Linked DNA regions of Homo sapiens: region 2 is linked to region 1. Evidence: read pairs that join two places in POLR2A ChIA-PET (ENCODE). Cell type or tissue: CD4-positive, alpha-beta T cell. All regions are shown on one strand.

Region 1 (5,000 bases):
GTGAATGTGGGGGAACCACTCCCCACTGGAATGTGGCATTGCTCAAAGGCAGCTGGGCCTTCCTCTCTATCCCCACCGACCTGGACAGACTGGAGGGACGACTCTATTTTCAGGGAATGACAAATTGATTGTGCTGATTGGGTGAGAGTACTTACCTGCCTCCTGCTCTGCTTCCAAGGACAACCTGCGGGGAAGGTTTGTTTTCAAGTGACTTGTATAAGGAAGCATTGCAGAGCAATGAGAACCCAAACACCTTGCTACCAAAGAGGACTTCAGCCAAGCCTTGACTAGACAATTCAGGTTGAGGAGCCTTCTATTCCCCATGTTCCTAAAGCCAACAAGTTACTGGAGGGGACATTCCATTCCACTGACAGAAAGAAGGAGACAAGATGGCAGCTCTAAATTACATGTGCAATAGCCCAGGAGGCTTGTAAACATTTAAGGAGTTGATTGTTATTTTCATTCCTGACTGGTTTGGTGGTGCAAATAACAACTCCATAAATTGCTGAAGCCCAGCCAGAGTGCTGAGGACATGCATTTGTGATCATGACCCATAGTGAGTGATGAATATTCATGGCAGAGTGAATCTGAACTGCTCCTGAAGCAGGTCAGCTGGTGTGTGAACTCAAAACAGGTCTTGGTATGGAAATCAAGTTTGTAGACTTAACCGAAGAAAAGTACTCATGGTTAACAGCACGATCAAGAAATGTCACTACCCAGGAGCTGAGGGGGAGGGGAGCAGGGAGCTGTTGTTCCATGGGTATACAGTTTCAGTTTTGCAAGATGAAAAAGCTCTAGAGATCTGTTGCACAATGTGCCTATAGCTAATACTACCATACACTATCTGCACAGTGATTCCGATGGTAAATGTAGGTTCTATCTTTTATCACAATAAAAAAGAGAATAGAATGTCTCTATAGCATCTACTCTAAAAGAGCTCAAACCGAATATATAGCTGTGTTCCTATTCCCTACTTCTGCTTCCAATCCACCTCCAGGTAATTTCTGTGCCAGGAAGGCAGGTAAAAGCTATTCTCAGGCCACACAGAGGTCACTGTGGCCACTCTTTGGGCTTTCCAGAAACTCGGAGCTCTTGAAGTAAATTGTTTTCTTTTGTTTAATGATCTGTTCCAAGCTTGTCCAACTTGTGACCCGCAGGCCACATGCAGCCCAGGATGGCTTTGAAGGTGCCCAACACAAATTCGTAAACTTTCTTAAAACATTATGATTTTTTTTTTTTGAGACAGAGTCTTGCTCTGTTGCCCAGGCTAGTGTGCAGTGGTGTGATCTCGGCTCACTGCAGACTCTGCCACCCGGGTTCAAGCGATTGTTCTGCCTCAGCCTCCCAAGTAGCTGCGATTACAGGCGCCTGCCACTGCGCCCGGCTAATTTTTGTATTTTTTAGTAGAGATGGGGTTTCACCATCTTGGCCAGGCTGGTCTTGAACTCCTGACATCATGATCCACCCACCTTGGCCCCCCAAAGTGCTGGGATTATAGGCATGAGCCACCACGCCCAGCCAACTTTATGAGATTTTTTTGCGACTATTTTTTAAGCGCGTCAGCTGTCGTTAGTGTTGGTGTATTTTATGTGTGGCCCAGGACAATTCTCCTCCTTCCCTTGTGGCCCAGGGTAGCCAAAAGATTGGAGACCCCTAGCTATTCCCTCAGCAACCCAACATAACCAGGGACATAGTGAATAACCAAAAAGATATACTTTGCCACTCTGAGGATTGGAAAGTCTAGCCGGGGTGGGTATATTGCCTGGGCCAGAAAGGCAAGCTTGATGACCTCTCCTCTCTTCTTCCCTCTCCACCCGGACCCCCTGCTGGCTCCCAACACCTTCTACCCCCATAGGCACCATCCAAAGGGACTTTCCCTCTCTAACCACCAGGGTCTCCAGTGGTGAGCAAAGATGATGACAAAAGACATGATGTGGTTTCTGCTAAGTTAGAAGCACAAGAAGAACTTTCAAACGGCCCTTAGAAGGGAGAAAAACCCAAGTGCGGAAGGAAGTCTGTCAACCTTCAGCTACAGACTTTACCCTGCCTTTTTTTTTTTTTAATCTTGCAGACGTACATGACTCTCTTTAGGAGAAGCCCGCCACGTGCCCAGTGGCCCTCAGCAGAACTCACAGAGAGAAGGGGTTGAAAGTCCCTACTAGCAAAGTTCATTTCCAGCCCATCACCTTGAAATGCTCACGTCTCCGATGTGAACAAGATTCAGATCTGAATTTAAGGGACGCTTCTCTCATTTCTAAGTTATATAGTTAGTTTTAGAAGATTCCTGTCTTCCTTCCTTTTCTTTCTTTTCAGCCAATCCTTTTAAGAGCACATAATTCTTCAGGCTATAGATGAGCTATAATATATTATGTTATTACCCTCCATTTGGAGGAAGGGTTGAAACAGCTGTAATCTATCTAAGATGGGCTGAATGGTTTGCTTTGGATAATGTAATTTTCAGTCTGGAATCCACGTGTAGGTCAAAACTAGAGGAGACAAAAATGACCAATTTGAAGCAATCAGACTATAAATCTTCCAGAGTTTCTGTTGGTTGCAAAAGCTGTTTAACAGGTGGGCATATTGAAAATTTTCAGATAATTCTTAGAGGAATTGTGCCTTGTGGGATTACATTGCCTTGGAACACAAAGGTAGACCTGACTGTTCTTTTTCAGCTTTCATCTCTGCCTCCAGGTACATTGGTTAACTATGCATGGGCAATATTTAAAACAAAGAACATACCTCCTTAAGCTCAGAAGCAACACAGGTTTTTTTGTGTGCACTTGAAGTAGAAAATATGTCCATTTATACATTTCCTTTCCTTTGCAGAAAACACAACCCTCCATGTCTTTAAAGTGGAATGAACTTTAAAGCCGGTTTATCCAAAATAGCATGTGAATTTTTGCAACTGCTCAATGCCCCCCTACCTGAGGATCACGGTGCTCTCTAGGTGCAGTTACCAGGACTCTGAGGCACACTCTGATGGGATAGGGTTAGTTCTGTGCCTCAGTTTCCTCTTTGGAACACTGTTGGCCTGAGGCTGCTGGAGAACTGCTGACGCCTGACACCCACCTTTCTGCTAAAGCACCGGAAATGTCACCTTACTCTGGCACTTCACAGGGGAACTGGCCACCCCCAGAGAGATGGAAACCTTTTAGTAAAGTGGGTATCTGGAATGAGCTCAGCTTTAGAGACAGGAACGGTTCTGTGGAGTTAGAAGTGAGATGGATTCAGAGTAATGGTAGGCCATAGTAAGCCATGATTCTCCAAGACTCCTTATCGCCTCCTTCCTTACTGAAATGTCTGCAGAACTAGTTAAGAGTCAAGCTCCTGACAAGGCAGAAGACAGTCATTTAATGCTGTAAGACTCTGCTGCTTTGGCAAGCTTGCCCTACACACAAACAATGCCAGTGGCTCACTTGGCCCCTGCCCAGCTCAGCAATAGGAGCATTGTCTAATCTGCCAGAGTCAGGAAGCCGGGATGTAGTTTCCAGTTCCAGCATGAACTTGTTAGGTGGCTTGGGCATATTCCTTGACTTTCCATACCTGAATTTTCTTATTTCTGGGATGGAGATACTCAAAGACCAATCTTTTCTACCTCTTTTATGAACAAACTCAAGGAGGAAAGCACGTTGCCTTAAACCTTCCCATCAGCACAAGGCCAGGGACCTCTTGTAGCAACAGCAAGAAAAGATACCAAGATCCGGCCGGGCACAGTGGCTCAGGCCTGTAATCCCAGCACTTTGGGAGGCCGAGGTAGGCGGATCACTAGATCAAGAGGTCGAGACCATCCTGGCCAACATGGTGAAACCCCGTCTCTACTAAAAATACAAAAATTAGCTGGAGGTGGTAGTGGGCGCCTGTAGTCCCAGCCACTCGAGAGGCTGAGGCAGGAGAATTGCTTGAACCCAGGAGGCGGGGTTTGCAGTGAGCCGATATCGTGCCACTGCATTCCAGCCTGGTGACAGAGTGAGATTCCATCTCAAAAAAAAAAAAAAAAAAGATACCAAGATCTGCATGGCCCTTTGAGGAAAACCTCAGCCGCCTTGGCCAGATGTACAGAACTATAGTCTTACCCTGGTTATTAAAAATGAAACAGATTTATCAAAATTGGACCTCGTTCTTTGATTATGCATCCAGCTGTGTGCATGAGTTAACTGCTTTCTGGGTCATCGGGGTCAAATGTTCCCTTGGCCTGGCTTCCCCAACCTTAGAACCCTGGAGGACCACCTGCCTGCCTGCATCTGTCACCGAGAAGAGGGTGTGCTCAGGGAGGGTGAATGCTTACCAATAAAGTGCCCAGGAAGCACTCCCACACAAATTACTGGGAATCTGTGGCCACCCATTTCCCGCCTCTTTTCCGTTGAAGCATATAACCAAAAGCTAGCTGCTTGGGGGCAGTTCTAATATAAAAGTGGGTTTTGCACTTGCAATGAGAAGGACAGCAAGCCTGCAGCTTTGGAAACAGCGTGTGCCATTTGGTACCAGCCATTCTTCATGAGGATTGACTTCTCTTACGGCAGGTGTCCGGCACTTCCACTATTCAGCCTCTTCCTGAAGGAGGAGGAAGTCGGTCACACTGGTGGAACTGGTCCACTTCCTAGGGCTCCCCGTGCTTCCCCAAGTATGCCAAGGGGTGGAGGGAAGCTTGCTATGGTTGGCGTCTCATTTGCTAAGCCTGAGCCCGGATGTGTTCCTAAGAAGGGCAATCTGTTGGCTCTCAGCACGGAAGAGACTTGTCCAACGGGCCATACCATGTCCCTGTGGGAACGCACCTCCAGGAATGACCAGGGGCACTGAGTGTGAAATCACACTGTCATTTTCAGGAAAAAGCAGGGGCAGGCAGAGGCTTCTCCTTCTCTCAGGTTTGCTTGCCTTCCCCTCGCCCTTACCCCTTGGTCTCTGTGTGTCCTCTGGAGGATATCACCTGCTTTGGAGTGTCAGCAGGCTAGAGAGATGACCAAGTCAGGTTTTTTGTGTTCAAGGCGGTAAAATGGCCCACA
Region 2 (5,000 bases), 99 kb before region 1:
TTCTGCTCGTTTAAAATTTGAAAGAAATAATATATTTCAATAGGCCTTTCTGTCCTTGTGTTCTTTCCTCCTTTTCTCTTTTCTTTCCTTCTTCCTTTTTTTCTTTACATTTTTCTCCCACTTTTCCTCCCTCATAGAATCCTTCCTTTTCTTTGCTTCAGTAATCTAAAAAGTATTTTTACTACATAGTAGAGCATTTCCTATTTTAATTTAAGTTTTGAAGTTTTCTTTTAAAAGCAAAGCTTTGCTAAAGGGAAAATACCTGTATTAACTTACATTTAAAGTTTTTTTCATTATGCCAAAGGTAATTATCTGTTACTTCTAAGAAGTAAGTCATATTCTGACTCTGCATACATGTTTAAAGTAACTTAGAATCAGCTTGGGACAATTCTGACGTCTGCTTATGTATTGCAGCATTCATACTCTTCACTAGGTGTTCATTTTAGCTGCGGATGCTTCATATAAAACAGGGTAGAGTGGCTTTCAAAGGATCTACACATCAAAGTGTAACTTGAACTCTGATTTTTACACTGCTTGAGGAATGCTTAATGGAGTAGAACTAACAAATTTACTTTTGGCCCAACCATTATTAGAGTTTTTAGTCCTTTTTACCTACATGCCTTTCTAAGCCATATCACATACAATTGAATAGTTTTGTTGCTTTAGAGTGTTTTTAAAATGTTCACGTTAAATATTGTGATTCATTTTTCCTTTAGTAAGGAAGATTTCATTTAACTATGATTTCTGGGGAATGAGGCTGCTGCTTTTGGAGCCTTAAATAAAATTATTTGAATAAAACACCATATTTTAAGTTAGAACACCACACTCTTGCACTCTTTTCTATAGTTTGGTTGATAGTTATTCATGAGGCCATGTTTATCATCTTTTAAGACCTGGTTCTGAAGAGGGATTTAAAATAAGTACAGTGATTATAGCTTGTAACTACAGTATACCCTCTTTTGCTAGTGAATTCTTTGACACAGAATGCTCCTTACTCAACCCCTTACCAAAGTCTCTTTTGCATTTCTCAGATGGATAAATTGTCACCTAAATTATACAAGAAGCACATTAATATTTGATGTATACTATTTTCTTAGAACCCTGTTTAATAATCATAAGTTAAGCCTGCTATATATTAAAATGTTTATACTATTTTAAAACTTCCATTGTGGAAAATAAGCATATAATTTGACTTGATGAATTGGTGGTATTATTATTATCTCAATCTGAAATACTGTTGGGATGTATCAGCCTACTTTGGATTCAATAGACCATTCTCTCTTCAGATATTGTATTCCAAAATTTTGAATTTTTTTGTGGAAATAGGTACTTACATTGTAAATAATAGTTAAGTTCCTAGGACAAGCCATATAAGTAATAGTGAAATAGAACTATAAACTCTGACCTGGATTTATAACATTGTTCTTTTGTAATGCCAGATTCTAATTCAGAAATCTATAAAAGGAAGAGTTCCCTTACTATGGCGTTTCTCTTCCCCATTCAGGTCACAGCAGTGTGGGTGGGAATCCAGAGGTTCCAAGCTAGTGAGGAAGAAAGTGAAGATGAGGAGTTCTTGGCTACCCTAACTGGTGGCGAGCGTTCTGGAAAAGCTCGCAAACAGTGGACGCAGTGAGTCCACAATGTGGGTAGCAATTTGTTAGTAAGGACATTTTTAATGGTCCCATATTTGATACTTTTATTTCATATTACTCCTTATAATGAAATTATGTATTTTAGTAAACCTTTTTAAACTAGCATATTGTAATTTCAAAACTTTTCAGCTTCATTTTCAGTATCAGAACATGAATATTAAATGAGTTTTGGTGAACAGTTAAGACAAAGTTATTTAAATTCCTACAGGTAACTTAAAATCACCATGATGCTATACAATTTTTAAGAAAAAAACTTGTAATTTTTCTGAATTGATAAGGTAGAAATGTATCTCTGATCTTTGTTGTTTTGGGGTTCTTGACTTTAATTTTTTTAAAATTTGTTTTTATGAAATATAATTTTTTTAAAAAACCCACAAAATGCATAAAACAAACATAAGGTATGATGCATAGGTATAAATCAAATACTGATGAAGTTAGCCATCATCCCAGAATGATTTCCCCTGCCACCCATATGATAACTTTTTTTTTTTTAATAACAGCTTACTTGAAGTATAATCTCAATACTACAGAGGTCACCCTTTTATTTATTTATTTGTTTATTTATTTAGAGACATGGTCTGTGTTGCCCAGGCTGGTGTGTATGGTGGCTATTTACAGGTATGATCATAGTGCAGTACAGCCTGGAACTCCTGGCTCAAGTGATCCTCTTGCCTCAGCTTCCCAAGTAGCTAGGACTATAGCCACTATGCTCAGCAAAGGTCACCTTTTAAAGCATGCTATTCATTGGTTTTAGGAGTCACTGAATTCTAAGTTACACAGAGTTGTGCAACCATTCCCGTGATAAAATTTCAGAACATTTTCATCACCCTAAAAAGAAACCCCATGCCCATTGGCAGTCACTTATATCATTCCCCCTCCCTCCAGCCCTTGGCAACTACTAATTTATTTCTCCCTTCTGGACATTTTATGTAATTAGCATCATGTAATATATGGCCTTTTGTGTCTGGTTTCTTTTGCTTGCATATTGTTTTTAAGGTTCATTCATTTTGTAGCATGTATCAATACATCATTCTTTTTATGGCCCAGTAATAGTTGTATGAAGATACCACATTTTGTTTATCAATTCACCAATTGATAGACATGTGGATTGTCTCCACTTTTTGGCTATTATGAATAAAAGCTGCAGTTAATATTTATGTACAAATGTTTTGGTGAACATATATTTTCATTTCTCTTGGGTAGATACTTAGGAGTAGAATTGCTGGGTTGCATGGTAATTCCACGTTTAAACCTTTGGGGTATTGTCAGACTGTTTTCCAAAGCATCTGCACCATTTTACATTTCTACCATCAGTGTATGAGGAGGGTTCCAATTTGTCCACATCCTTGCCAACGCTTATTTTCTATAGTTTTAATTACAGCAGTCTTAGTGGGTATGAAGGAGTATATCATTTTGGTTTTTGCTCTTTCCTAATGACCAGTGATGCTAAACATCTTTTCATGCATTTAACTAGCCATTCGTATTTCTTAGGAGAATTGTCTTCAGATCCTTTGCTCATTTTAAAATTGACTTCTTTAACTTTTTATTTATAAGTTTTACAAATTCTTTACATATTCTGAATAGTGGTCTCTTATCAGATATGGTTTGCAAATATTTTGTCCCATTCTGTGGGATTTATTTTCTTGATGATGTCATTTGAAGAACAAAAGTTTTTAACTTTGATGAAGTCCAGTTTGTCTGTTTTTTTCTTTGGTTGCTTGTATTTTTAGGTTGCCGTATGTAAGAAACCATTTCCTAATCCAAGGTCACGAAGGTTTCCTCTTATATTTTTTTTAAAGAATTTTATAGTTTTACTATGTTACCTTTTTAATATATTTTTAATAGTATTCAAGTGCTATGTTTTTAAAATTTGTTGATCAGATTACGTAAGTGGTGAAATCTGTAAAATATTTATCACTTGCCTTTATTTGCTACTTCTAAAAATTTCAAAAGAATTTTTATGAAATTTCCCTTTGATGTTACTTTAGTAGAATAAATTTTTAAAAATTATTTGTGTTAGAAACAAAATAATAAATATTCCCATGTTATAAACTTTAGCGTTCACCACAGAACCCATAGACCATTCCTTGAGGGGTGAGGGTAGGTGAGACTGTTTGAAGAGCTCCACTAGCTCCTAGCCCAGGTTTAGAATCACTTTTCCCTGGGTTAGACACTTAACTGGGCATCAAGAGAACAGAATTTCACTTTTGAGGTCAGCACAGCTGCTTTTACTCAGACATTTCTTCTTGCTATTTTGATTTCTTTGTTTATACTAATTAAAAGTGTTTCTTAATTATTTTATGTAAGTACACCAAAAGGATAAAACATGTTCATATGCAGAAGTGCCCTTTGATTCTTCAGAGGAAAATAGTTTATTAATTACATTCTTTTTGTATTAGTCTTTTTAGTGTGGCTTTGGGTAGAATTAGCAAAGATATTTTAAAGCTATTATATATAATGAAATTTAAACTATACTTCCCTTGGTATGATTTTTCAGATCTTTTGGGAGAAAATTTTAGAGAATTTACCTAATTATTACTAAGAATATCAATCCTAGCACTTTTATATGAAGCTTCTTTTTTGGCTAGTCTACTGATAAGTTCATATAAAAATTTAAAAGCAATACCATTTGTTCTGTAAATGGGCTTATAACAAGCATCAAATTGATCTCGATCCCAAGAAAGGGAAGTATTACTTCTCTGTACCACACGTTATTCAGTCAAAGGATACGAAGAGGAAACAAAGTGTTGCGCTTATTTGAAGAAAATTTGCCTCAAGTGTTTGTATGACAAAGTACATTTGGCACTGTCTAGACAGAATTATAATAAGTATAACAATTTAAATAAGACAAAACATAAACTCCAAACCAGATTGTGGATATAATTCTGATGGATGCTTTTATTTAATCATAGTATCAATTAAGAAACTTCTCCTTTGGAGATTAAGTGTCCCTGACTATAATAATGACAGCTTTTCAAATGTTAATTATTATTTTTTAGTGTTGTCAAGACTATTAAAAGTGGGCTTCAGACTCTCAACATAAGTACAGAAAGTGCTTATTTTCAACTCTCCTATTTCTCTACATAAAGGATAAAAGTAGTCTGATAAGTGCTACAGACTCCCACCCACTCCCCTCTCTGTTCCCCCTCTTTCTACCACCAAAAGACTGTTTACTGTAAAGCTCTAAAAGCATTCATTTGGAAATGGTCTGTTCTTTTTATTTAATGAGGTATTGTATATTGTGTACATTCTTAAGCTAATTTTAATGAATCTTCTTTTGAAAACCATGTGATGTAAAATTTGATATGCATGAATATATCTTAAGCCAAATATGCATGGGACAGTTGA

The links. Peaks named below come from ENCODE experiments on the same cell type or tissue, not always from the same donor. Only the 100,000 strongest peaks of a DNase experiment are listed, where the experiment ranks them.
Region 2: POLR2A ChIA-PET joins it to region 1 with 5 read pairs; 4 of 35 experiments call an interaction of 5 or more read pairs at or near these places.

Annotation. Positions count from the first base shown.
Region 1 is chr6:106,114,745-106,119,744 of GRCh38, reverse strand. No RefSeq gene overlaps it. Among named protein-coding and RNA genes, the nearest start is that of PRDM1, 31 kb to the right of the region's middle. In CD4-positive, alpha-beta T cell, no CTCF peak of the experiment used is centred here; DNase peaks (open chromatin) are centred at 2,014 and 4,629; H3K4me3 peaks cover 600 bases; H3K27ac peaks cover 488 bases.
Region 2 is chr6:106,214,106-106,219,105 of GRCh38, reverse strand. The region is part of intron 6 of ATG5 (autophagy related 5); the gene reads left to right. Among named protein-coding and RNA genes, the nearest start is that of ATG5, 110 kb to the left of the region's middle. In CD4-positive, alpha-beta T cell, no CTCF peak of the experiment used is centred here; no DNase peak of the experiment used is centred here.